4 separate regions of the Mus musculus genome follow, and regions 1, 2 and 4 are each linked to region 3. A link is a contact called in ENCODE POLR2A ChIA-PET data. All regions are on one chromosome and are shown on one strand. Each heading gives the region's core, a stretch centred on a gene start or an enhancer-like site at or near the end of the contact. The rest is flanking DNA. Distances are from core to core; before and after follow the strand shown.

The links. ChIA-PET counts read pairs that join two places held with the same protein, here RNA polymerase II (POLR2A).
Region 1: POLR2A ChIA-PET joins it to region 3 with 16 read pairs in Patski. The contact joins the promoter of Ppp2r5b here to the promoter of Syvn1 in region 3. POLR2A ChIA-PET finds 5 or more read pairs at or near these places in 2 of 5 experiments (Patski and embryonic stem cell).
Region 2: POLR2A ChIA-PET joins it to region 3 with 13 read pairs in Patski. The contact joins the promoter of Neat1 here to the promoter of Syvn1 in region 3. POLR2A ChIA-PET finds 5 or more read pairs at or near these places in 3 of 5 experiments (Patski and embryonic stem cell).
Region 4: POLR2A ChIA-PET joins it to region 3 with 18 read pairs in Patski. The contact joins the promoter of Malat1 here to the promoter of Syvn1 in region 3. POLR2A ChIA-PET finds 5 or more read pairs at or near these places in 2 of 5 experiments (Patski and embryonic stem cell).

What each region holds. Positions count from the first base shown.
Region 1 is chr19:6,234,448-6,237,147 of GRCm38, forward strand. It overlaps Ppp2r5b (protein phosphatase 2, regulatory subunit B', beta), which reads right to left and starts at 1,393. Exons shown (of 14, transcript NM_198168.3): 1 at 1,065-1,393; 2 at 186-652. The coding sequence starts at 384.
Region 2 is chr19:5,844,178-5,846,877 of GRCm38, forward strand. Neat1 (nuclear paraspeckle assembly transcript 1 (non-protein coding)) reads right to left here and starts at 1,301. Exons shown (of 1, transcript NR_131212.1): 1 at 1-1,301.
Region 3 is chr19:6,045,256-6,047,955 of GRCm38, forward strand. It overlaps Syvn1 (synovial apoptosis inhibitor 1, synoviolin), which reads left to right and starts at 1,321. Exons shown (of 16, transcript NM_028769.5): 1 at 1,321-1,873; 2 at 2,662-2,700. The coding sequence starts at 2,679.
Region 4 is chr19:5,801,345-5,804,044 of GRCm38, forward strand. It overlaps Malat1 (metastasis associated lung adenocarcinoma transcript 1 (non-coding RNA)), which reads right to left and starts at 1,328. Exons shown (of 1, transcript NR_002847.3): 1 at 1-1,328.

The sequences.
Region 1 (2,700 bases), core at 143-2,642, 190 kb after region 3:
TGCCCCACCTCCAGAGATGACAGGCCAGTCAGGCCATGCGTCAGCAGAGGCCTGGAGATTGGGGGTCAGTTCCAGTGGAGTTCCTAGCCTAAAAGAGATCCAAACTCTACCAGACCTCTGCTTCTCCCTTGGTCCTCCCCTACCTTGCTTCCTTCTGGGTACCCTGGCAACCAACAACAGCTCACCTTTGAGCAGGGGCAGTGGAGTGAGCTCTTGCTGGTTGCTCTGATAGCGGAACTGAGAAGAGCTGTGTGAGCGACGGGGCCGGGCCCTGCGGAGGGACCTGCGGGAGAAGCCATCCACCTTGTCTGGTGGTGGCACTGGAGACAGCCCTGGGGAGGAGGGGCTTGTGGGGGTGCTCGCAGGGGGCAGCTTCGTCTCCATGGCCAGTGGACAACACGGGTCAATCTTTCAGAGCCCAGGGGGCTCCTTGTGGGTCTGGAGTAAGTTGAATGAGGCCACACACACTAACTGGGACCCATCCTGTCCAGCATGTTTCAGGGGGTGGGGGAGGCACGGCCACAGTCCTGACCCCCCCAGGGCCTCTGGCAACTGCCCAGTCCTGGGGGGGCAGGTAAGGTAGAAAGGCAATGGCTCAGGTCTTTCCTGGGGATCCAGAAGAGTTCCAGTCAGGGTTCCCACGCTGGCTCTTCTGAGAAGTCAGGTTAGAAAGGTCAGCAGGAGAGACACAGAGAGCAGGTCGGTTCTTTCCAAAGACAGCCCGCGTGGTGCAGTTGCTCCCTTACTTCTTTTCCCTCCTTCCCTCGCTAGACCCCAAAACAAGGGCGCAACCATGCCCCTCCCTTCTTCCAGGCCCAAGCTCTAAAGTAGCCCCTCCCCAAATACGGCCTATGGCTACTACTCAGGATGGGGACTCTATTAGCATCCCCAGATCCTTACAGCAGTGTGACTCCAGCTCCACTAATGTCTCCTGTCTCAGTGCACTCACCCAAAAAATGAGGGTCCTGTTCTCGTGCACCCCCTTTCAGACCCTAGCATCTCTCCTCATATCCCGCTCCTTCCTGGTCTCCAAACCTCAATGTGGTATTGGGGTACACACTCACTTCTCAGAAACCCAGACTTTGGTCGCCGACCCTAGAGGTTGCCTCGGTGGAAGAGACGACGGTTCAAGGGTCCTTAGCGGTGGTTCTGCCGCTCGGGGCGCTGGGGCTGGGCGGCGGCGCTCCTGGGTTCGCTCCCAGGCTCTGGGGGTGCTGGAGCATGCCCCCAGCTCAGCCCCAAAAGGGGTCGGGCACTCGGTGGGCTCTGGGCTGGGCCCCGGCAGCACGCGACCCTCGGCAGATATCCCGGGACTCAGATCAGCGCGGTGCAGCGCAGCGGGAGCCCCGGCTCGCTGCGCACCGGCACCCGCCGCCCAGCTGCTCAGGATGACATCAAGTCACCTCCCCCCCTCCCGGCCCGCACCTCCCTCCGCTAGGGGGGGCTGCGTCAGGGAGGACTCGGGGCCTCTGGGAAATGTAGTCCCCACCCTGCTTAAAGGAAGCAACCGAACTTTACGGGTAACCTCGGAGCTAGGGGAGGAACTCAGTACTTCCGAGAAAAGCTGAGGATTTTAAAACCTGCAAGCAGACTGGGGCAGAGTCCAGCTCAGAACTGGACTCCCGAATTCTGGAAGGGACACTGTGTAGGGAAAGAAAAGGACTCGGTGTTGGAACCTGCTAATGCAAGACAGAGTCCTACCTAGCATGATGTGCCAGGCCCACAATTTGGTCTGAGCCATCTGTCCCTCAGGCCATCCTCTCTCCTCATACTCAGCCCAGATTGAAGCCGGACACTTACAAAACCCCTTGCATCCGGCGTTGGAGGGGTTAACAGTCGGGTTTGCGTTAGCGCCTGCTGGGAGGGGTGTGGTTCACTAGAGGCTCTTGGGAAATGAAGTCCATTCTCCCGGCCTGCAGTGCCCCTCCTGTCACTTACTGTCCATGGTGACATCATGGTCTGTAGTTTAAAGGGACAGCCCTGGGATGCCAAAGCAAGGAGGGCAGAAGGTGCTACCCTGGAGCTGCCCCCATCCTAAGGCACAGTACCTCCCAGCTCCTCTGGTGCCAAGATGTGCCTTGGAGAGTGGGGAGTTCTTGATCAAAACCCCATTGCTGGGTATCAAAGGCTCAGCTGTATTCCAAGAGTTTGGCATTCTGGCCAAAAGTTCCCAGCCTGCAGTCCCGGGCTCCCTTCATAGTACCTGGTCGCCAACACTCTATTCCCTACAATGACTGTGAGACCTTTATCCTGAAGTTTTACCTAGGTGACAAACTGGTCCTTGCTGAGCAGCAGGAGAGAGAGAGCAATGAGGTTGGGGGAATTGGGGTGCTTTTTGGCCCCACCCATTTATGGACCCTGGTGATCACTTAGTGCTGCAAAAGAAGTCTGTTTACCTAAGAAGTGCCCACCTTAGAGCAACAAACAGCCAAAGCCTGTATCGAGGACACTGTTCTAGAGTCTAGCACCTCAATGGATGGGTACCCAGATCAAGCGATGGCTACCCAGAGACAGTACTCCCTTTGCTCAGAGATAGCAGATCTTCACTTCCCGTTTTGCTCTGTTCTTCACCTGCCAGACAGAACAGGAACCCCTAAACTACCACTTGGCCCACCTCCAGGGCTCAGACATGGCTTCCCTCCCCCTTACTCCCTAATAATAAGCCGGGAAAGCCAGACCCACAGAGCCTCTTCCCGCCAG
Region 2 (2,700 bases), core at 51-2,550, 200 kb before region 3:
ACAGCCGACGGCCCCTCCGGCTGGAAGCACCTGCCCACCCCCTACAAGCTGACTTCAACGATGGCCTCCTGAGCACAGGGCTTCCTGAGAAAGGCCTGGACCCAGGGCAGGGACGCGCTTCCTAAGCCTCTGGAATTCACTGTGTAGGCGTCAACCGAGGCCGCTGTCTCCTCCAGGGTGAGCCCTCCTGCACTGCTACGACTCACACTGGCAGGGGCTCCATATCTCCTGGTGCCATCTGCTTGCCATGGTGAACACTATAGTGATAAACCACGTCCATGAAGCATTTGGGTGACCGGAAACATGGCTGTGAGCCCACCCCAGGGTCCACACTCACGTCCCGCCCTCTGTGAATCAACACCATCCCTCCCCGCCCAGTCAGGGTGTCCTCCACCTTTACCAAAATGCCGTGCCCAAGACTCCAGCACCGACTCTACATCCTCCACAGGCTTACCGGACGACCCAGGGGCAAGGTTTTAAGTGACCCCTTAACCTCAGAGTGAGGGGCAAGAGTAGGGAAGAGTGAGACCACAGAAGAGGAAGCACGGAACCTAGGCAAAGTCCAGAGAGGGCACTGCTATCTGAAAAATAAAGTTGTGATTAATGTGGCCCCAAGACTTGCGCCTTCAATCTCCATGGTCCCCGCCTGGCAGACCTGACAGTAAAAACAACTTGTCTCTGCAGCCTCCTCCGGCCTCCCCTCGCACCCCGAAGTGGGTGCAGACAGGCCACACCCAAATTACATACCACCCTGGGCCAGAGCTGTCCGCCCAGCGAAGCTAAGTCCACCTTCCATAAGACCAGGCCTCATCCCCAGGTGGGTTCACAACCCCTTATCTGGAAAAAAAGGGGTCTGCTGGTTTTGTCAAGATCAAAGGCGACCTCCACTACGCACCTAGTCCTGCCCCACTGCCTGTCCTCTATGATTTCCGGGGCCTTCAAGGGCCCCCAGTCCACCCGTCTCCATCAACTGCTGCTCTGCCACTCAAGTTAGGACACTGCCCCCATGTAGGCCTGTGAAACTTGTGCCCTCCTGGACGTCAAGTGCCAGCAGACAGCAGGGATAGCCTGGTCTTGAAAGCTGCTGGTTCTTTGTGGATTGTTAAAGGCGCTTTGGAAGCTGCCTTCCACACGTCCACTGTCCCAAAATCTAGTCTCCTTTATACTTAGCCCCGCTTCTCCTCGCACCCCCATCCTAGTGGCTGCCTCTAATTCTGCCACCTCTCTCATCTGAGCCCTGAACTGGCCACTGCCTCCCCACCACTAGCCCCAAGAGCGAGCCCTCCTTGTCACTAACTCCTACAGGTGGAGGTTACAACTTTTGCTTTTATACTCTTGTGTCGCGTCACCCAAACACTGCTAAACGGAACGATTCCTCCACGGGCACTTAAAAAAAAGTTCCTCCCCGACCTAGCCACAGAGCCAAAGGAGCCCACGAGGGGCGGGTCATGGCCTCCGTCAACCGCCACTCCCTCAGATTGCTCAATGATCCTTTTCTGCTCCTAGCGGTGCGTCACAGGATGAAGGGCATATCCAAAGATGATATTTGGGCGGTGAACACCACCGGGGATAAGTAAGTCCCCTTTGCTGCTGAAGGGTAGGGTCAGCTGTTGGGGAAGAGGGTCACACCGAATGTCAGCGCTGAAGGAAAAGTACACGGGTCGCCTCAGGTCACCACGCCCCGACGAGGTCCGAAAGTAGGGCCGGCAGAAAGCCTGGAAAATTCCACTCGGTGGCGGAGGGATCTCTGCGGTGGCGCGTCAGGCGGTAGGGGTGGGGGGGTTGGGGCGGGACCGGGCGCGTGACTTCTCGGGCGTTGCCGCCGCCTGCTCGCAGGGTGACGTCAGTGCGGGCAGCAGCAGGGTGGGGGTGGGGAAGAACTATCCCAGCAGCTTGGGTGGAATGCTTAATTGCGTCTAAGGTTAATTAAATTGCGGGAAAGGTGGTTGCAAGCTATGATAAAGCAAGACTTTTGTATGGTACACATGCATATAGAATGAATGTGTGTATGTAATGTTTATGGTTGAAGAGCGCCCAGTACAGTTAAGTGATTTTAGAAAACATTTTTGCTTTTGGGTGTGGTATAGTGAGAAAAAATATTTTTAAGCTGCATTTCTCTGCGACAGTGTATGGTGGAGTTCAAGGCGTGGGTTTAATGACCACTGGGGGAGCCAGGCTGGCTGTCTACTTGGGGTGGGGTCCAGCACAGGTCCAAAAGCAAACGTTGTCCACAAACAAGGGCTTAGTGAGGGTTTTGAAAAGGGGAATTGTCACCGCCCATGTCAGTGAGGAGCTCGGACAGTCTGACAACCCCCCACCCCCACCCCACCCCGCCATGAAGCATCTACTCAGCTCTTCTGCCACCTGCCTCCACATCCCCCCCCCCCCATACTCCCCAAAATAAAAAAGCTGGTTCAAGCACGCAGAATGAAAAAGGCAGCTGGCAGAATTAACTGCCCGGAAGTCTCCTCCCAGGCTCGACACCCACTCTACAAACAAAACCACCCAGTGACAACAGGCTCCCTTAGCAACCCGGAGGAGGGAAGGAGGGGGTTGTTTTCCGGCCTCTAGCATATGGAATCTGCAAGCAAGGCCCGGCCTAGACTGCACCCTCCCGTTCCCGGAAAACTGGTGACTCTCTCTCTCATGTGACCAGCACAGAGGGTGATTATGTGGCAAGTGCTGGCTTGCTCACCGGTT
Region 3 (2,700 bases), core at 71-2,570:
AGCCATAGGATCAGAGGAAATGTGGCAAGAAAAAAGGCCAACATGGACACAGAACTTAAATAAAAACAGACAGAGGAAGTAAGACAGATATATACCTGGGGGAGAGGAGGGATTGCCACAAAATGTAGGAGATTTTCAAGAATGGGGGAGGATGAGTGTGTAGGGTTAAAGGTAGCCAGTAGAAGTTCATAGCTAGCCTTATGGAGGAAGGAAAGGGGAGCCATCTCGGGATGTTAACTGTTAAAGACAACAGGTGGTGGTGAAGATGGCTGAGACCAAGAGCACAGGGCTGAGGGGCAGACAGGCACTGACACTGCTACCCTTTAATACAGTTCCTCCTGTTGTGATCCCCAACCATAATTACTTCGTTGCTACTTCATAACTGTAATTTTGCTAGTTATGAATTGTAAGTAAACGTCTGATATGCAGGATATCTCATTTGTGACCCCTGTGTAACGGTTTGATTCCCAAAGGGCTTACGACTCACAGGTTGAGAGCCAGCCACTGCCTTAAAGTCGTCTAGAATCAGTTTTCTTTCTTTTTTGACAGACAAGATGTTTAATTCCGTTGTACTGAAGGAAAGCCATTTTATGTATTTTTCTTAAGTGCTCTATCAGTAATGACAATTCTGAAAGCCCCTGTGTTATATTTTAACAACACAGTCACCTCCGGTTCTGTATTCACTGTCCGTGTTGTGACTCCCACAGTATAAATTCCTCCAGTTGATCTTCATGAATTCTTATATTTGATCCCCCCCCCCCTTAGGCCTCTGAATTCCGAGTGAGTCCGAGTTAAAAATGGGAGGAGCACCCTCTAGCTGATAAACCTGGGTAATGAGGTGTCCGCTTTCAGTTTCCATTCTGTACGCGACTATACTGCTTGTGTGAGCCCTAACAGACAGAATCAGCTCAGAACAAAGGGTCTGGCTATCTCCCAGGGATGAACACGCACGCCGACTGAGCTTTTGGGGTGTTGAAAAGTCAACGCCTTCGCACAGAACTCTCCACCCCAACCTAGAAATAACTGGCGTTCTGTTTTATGTCAGTCCGGACACGCAAGCACTGCTCCTTTTGCGGGCCCCGTAAGCATCCCCCCAGGCGGGATAGGGATCCCCGGCCTATGGACTGCGCTTTCTCAGCTGGCATCCAGCTGCCTTGGCACCCAGTCCGGGGCCACTCTGCCTACAGACCCTAGCAACCACTCACCTGCTTTTCTTTCCCTATAGGCCAGAAATTTTTCCTTTCTTTTCTCATTGGTCCGCGTAACTTTATCGCAACCAATCGGCGGTAGCCACGGGAACAAACTCACTCCTACACAACCTGCGTTGGGGGGAGGTAACCTGGGAAGACCTATATCTGTTTTCTGCACCGCTATTTTTTTCCGAGAAGCACTTAACTTCTTACCGTGTCGTAGCTATCCCTGGAATGAGGCGCTTACACATTTTATTTCTTTCATGCCTGACATAAAGTCTGGCCCTTGCTCGCTCCTGCCCCCCGTCCAAATGGCTCGGCCCGCGGAACGCCCCATCTTCCAGGCACATTGAGAGCCGGAGTCTTGGAGGAGTTTAGGGTGGTGATTCTACAACGGCGACTAGCAAGTGGCGGGCTTCAGCCCTTTCCCGCTGCTCTCCTGGTCGCGACCACACGTCACAGCTCTCGCTCGTTCCGGTTGCTCGCGCACGGGCCCCAGAAGCGCAGGCGAGATCGGAGCGCGCAAAGAGAACTTGGTACGGTCCACTCCGCCGCGCCCCGCGCCGCCGGAAGTGAGGTGTCTTACCCCCGAAGTTCCGGTTCGCAGGGGGTGGGGAGTGTTGTTAACCGGAGCGGCTGCCGCAGTCGCGGTGATTGAGCGTGCTCGCGGCGCTGGGCTCCTGGTGAGTGGGCCTGGTCCTGATTGGGGTTGGGGGGTCGGCGTCTAGGACCTTGTCCTTTGGGGTCACTGCGATCAGCCCGCCCCGCTGCGTTCGGCCGCCAGTTTTCGGCCTGTCAGATGGCTGGAGACCTTAGGCGGCGGCGCGGCCACCGTTCCAGAGGCCGGGCCCCGCCTGCGAGGTTCGCAACTCCTAGCGTTCACAGGTGCGCGACTGTGAGGCGACCTGACTGGTTCTCAGCCCCGCCGCCGCACCCTGGCGGTCGGCCGTTTCTCCGGTTCTCAGAGTGGACACTGCTGGGGGCGGGGGGGGGGGCAGGGTTCCAGACTGACGTACCCCGATGGGCGCGCGTCTGCGCTGACCACCCTGGCACAGCTGTCACTGGTTGTGTCGCCTTCTCAAGCTGTGCCCTCTGCACCTTGCCTCCTCCACCCCTGGCGGGCCCAGCGAACCTGCCTCTAAAGCCTATCATCCCAGCTCCTTCAGAGGGTCAGCGGTGGCAGCCCCCCTCCTCCTAACTTTGCCTCAGTGACTCCCTAGAGGAGGCGCCTTGGCAGACAGCGTGGAAGAGCCCTAGATTTGAAACGAGATTGATCCAAGTTCTAGGCCTTGCATCAGTGTGAGCCTCTAACCCCTTTGAGTCCTAGTTTCTCGTTTGTGAAACAGGGAGTATATGCTGTTTTGAATCTAATGGCTGTCAAGGTGAAATGAGTGTTTGCCCTTACACTCTGCCAGGGACTGTGCTAGGTTTACATAGTGTGGATATCACAAATGTCATTTTCCTTGTGCAGGTCTCTGGGCCAGGGCGATGTTCCGCACCGCAGTGATGA
Region 4 (2,700 bases), core at 78-2,577, 240 kb before region 3:
TTCACTGAATGCACTTCTGTGTAGACCTGGGTCAGCTGCCAATGCTAGTCGTTAGGATTTTAAAAGCACCTCAGCTCAAGTCCAATGCAAAATGCTGACAATCTTGAAACTGTTATCAAAAGTCCTTTTGTCATCAAGCAAAATTAAGCTACAAGTTAAGGCTTTTAATATTCTTCTAACTCTTCAAAGGCATTCTGCCTTAACTTTTTACTTCAGTCCTAGTAGCTTTGATTGCTAGCTTCAATCTTGTATGTGGCTGTCTAAAGACTCTTCTAAACTGCTCGCTCCATCAGAAATTTGAACTTATGGCTTTAAAGATAATTTCCTTCTGACTTTATATCTTATCCAACCTTTTGGCCTCAATCTTATCTTCTTTGCCTATCTTGAATGCTGGCATCCAAAGTTGTCTTAACTTCCATTTTGTTTTTCTATCTTGCTTCTTTCTATCTTCTATTCTTCGGCTTCCTACTACCTGTGCCTTTAAGTACCTTTTCTGTCTTCTAAAGATGCTTTGTCTTCTATTTTCCTATCTTCTCTAACAGCTTTTTCTTCACCTTCCTGTATGTCTTCTTCGTCTTTCACTTCCATTTTCTAATCTTCTTTCTCCAAATACTAGCCTAACCTTTTTGTTTTTTCAAGACAGGGTTTCTCTGTGTAGCCCTGGCTGTCCTGGAACTCACTCTGTAGACCAGGCTGGCCTCGAACTCAGAAATCCGCCTGCCTCTGCCTCCCAAGTGCTAGGATTAAAGGCGTGCGCCACCATCGCCCGGCTAGCCTAACACTTCCATCTTCCCTGTTTCCAACTCATGCCTTCAAACGTACATGCGCCAGTCGAAGGATTTTTATAACGGCCGTCAACTTAACCTACTTTTCTCAATCTTTTAAAACTACACCTCATTTTCAAACTATTCTCTACAACTTTACTGTTTTAAATGCCACTTAGATTCTATTTAGGTAACCTTCGTTTTAATCTACAAGGCCGACCTTCAAACTAGAACCTTTTAGAACTTCACAAAACCTCCCTTTACAATCTCCTAAACTGCTCTGGTCAGCCTCCATTATACAGTACAAATACTTTTCTCCTCATTTCCTTTTTCAAACTGTTTAAATAAGCCTTCATGTTATCTCTTAAGATCTTCTTAGATTATTAAGACTAAGTAATATTTCGATAAGCTACTCTATTAGCTTAAGTTTAGAGTTCTAATTCTTTTTACTGCTCAATCTTTTTAATTAAAAACTTATCTGCGATTTCCTCGGGCTGAGTCTCCTGCCTCACGAGCTCAGCTGTGCTGCTCTACGCTGCTCTGCTCTCGCTGCCTGAATGCCTGACGCAGAGCCCGGAGCGCCGGTATTTATTGCAAAGGGACACGTCACTCCACCGGAACCTAGTAACCCTCCACCACCTTGGTGAAGGAAGAAAAATAGTTCCTCAGAGAGTTAAAAATAGATCCTGACTTCCAAGTTTCTAGATTTTTCTTGACGTCGTGTGGGCCTCTTGGACCTTGCTAATACAGAGAAATGTTTAGCTTGTACCAGCTAAATAGGTACAAATAGGTTTAAAATTTCTGGTCACAAGGAGAAAAAACATGAACTAATAGCTATTAAAAATGGGAGCCCCAAGTTTTTCAGATGTTTCAACACCTTTTGCGTTTTCCTGGGAGGACAGAGGGTATAGCGTATGTTGCAAGTGTTAAAACAGGCTTTCCCACAGCTTCAGCTTCCACTTCCCATTTTGTAACTCCCCGAGCGGCTGCCATTTCATGCGAAACAAGATGGAGGTCTCTCGGAAAGTGACCGGCCCTGCGAGTGGCTTCTGAGGTGGTGACACTTTGTACTGGTTTATACTGGGAATGCTCCTGTAGGGACGACCTGCAGCCTCCGGCTGCTCTCGGGGCCACTTTTCCGAGCCCGGGTACACGAGCGCTTTGGTGCTTGCCTACGTCCGCCATGTTAGGCTGCGGTCTCAGCCCAGCAAGGCCATGGTCGCTGCAGGTGAGGGCACGGCGACCTTGGCGGCCATGCCGAGCACCACCCGCACTGCGCTAATAACCGTCAGAGCCCGGCCCGTGGCGGCAAGGTCCCCAGGTCTATCTCATCGCTTCCTAAAACTACGACGGAGGGGAAAGGATGTTTTTCTCTTTCTCCCAGGACCATGGAGAAAGCGTCACTGGGCGCAGAAAGCGGGGGCCGCGCCAGGGAGGGCGGGGAGGACCGCGGAACCCGTCGCGAGGACAAAGGGGGTGGGGAGAGGCGCAAGGATACGCGGGTCGTGAGTCGCCGCCTCCCTTTGTGAGCTGCTGAATCGAGGGCTGGCAGCCGGCCGGGTTCGACCGGTTCTAACCGGTTCCAGCCGGTCTAGGCAAAGTTTCTGCTGCAGAGCCTCGCTGCGCAGGCGCGCCCCGCCCCGCCCCCAAGCGCCTTCACCACGGTGCTGGAATGACTGGTGTGGGAGCAGGGCGGCTGCGGGGGGCTGTGCTGCAGTTTCCTGGTCGCCCCTTATTGCGGCCTACTGGGCCCACGGACATGGCTTTTTTGGTCTCTATGTCATCCATTAAGTGTTAAGACACATACTTTGCTCGTACGTTTACTTTATACTCTAGAATTTTCAAAGGGAAGCGAGTCTCGGGTTGATCCCGTAAACTGGAGGCTGCCTGGATTTTTAGAAAAGCTGCTGGAGTCGTGGGAAACAGCGCCCCGGGG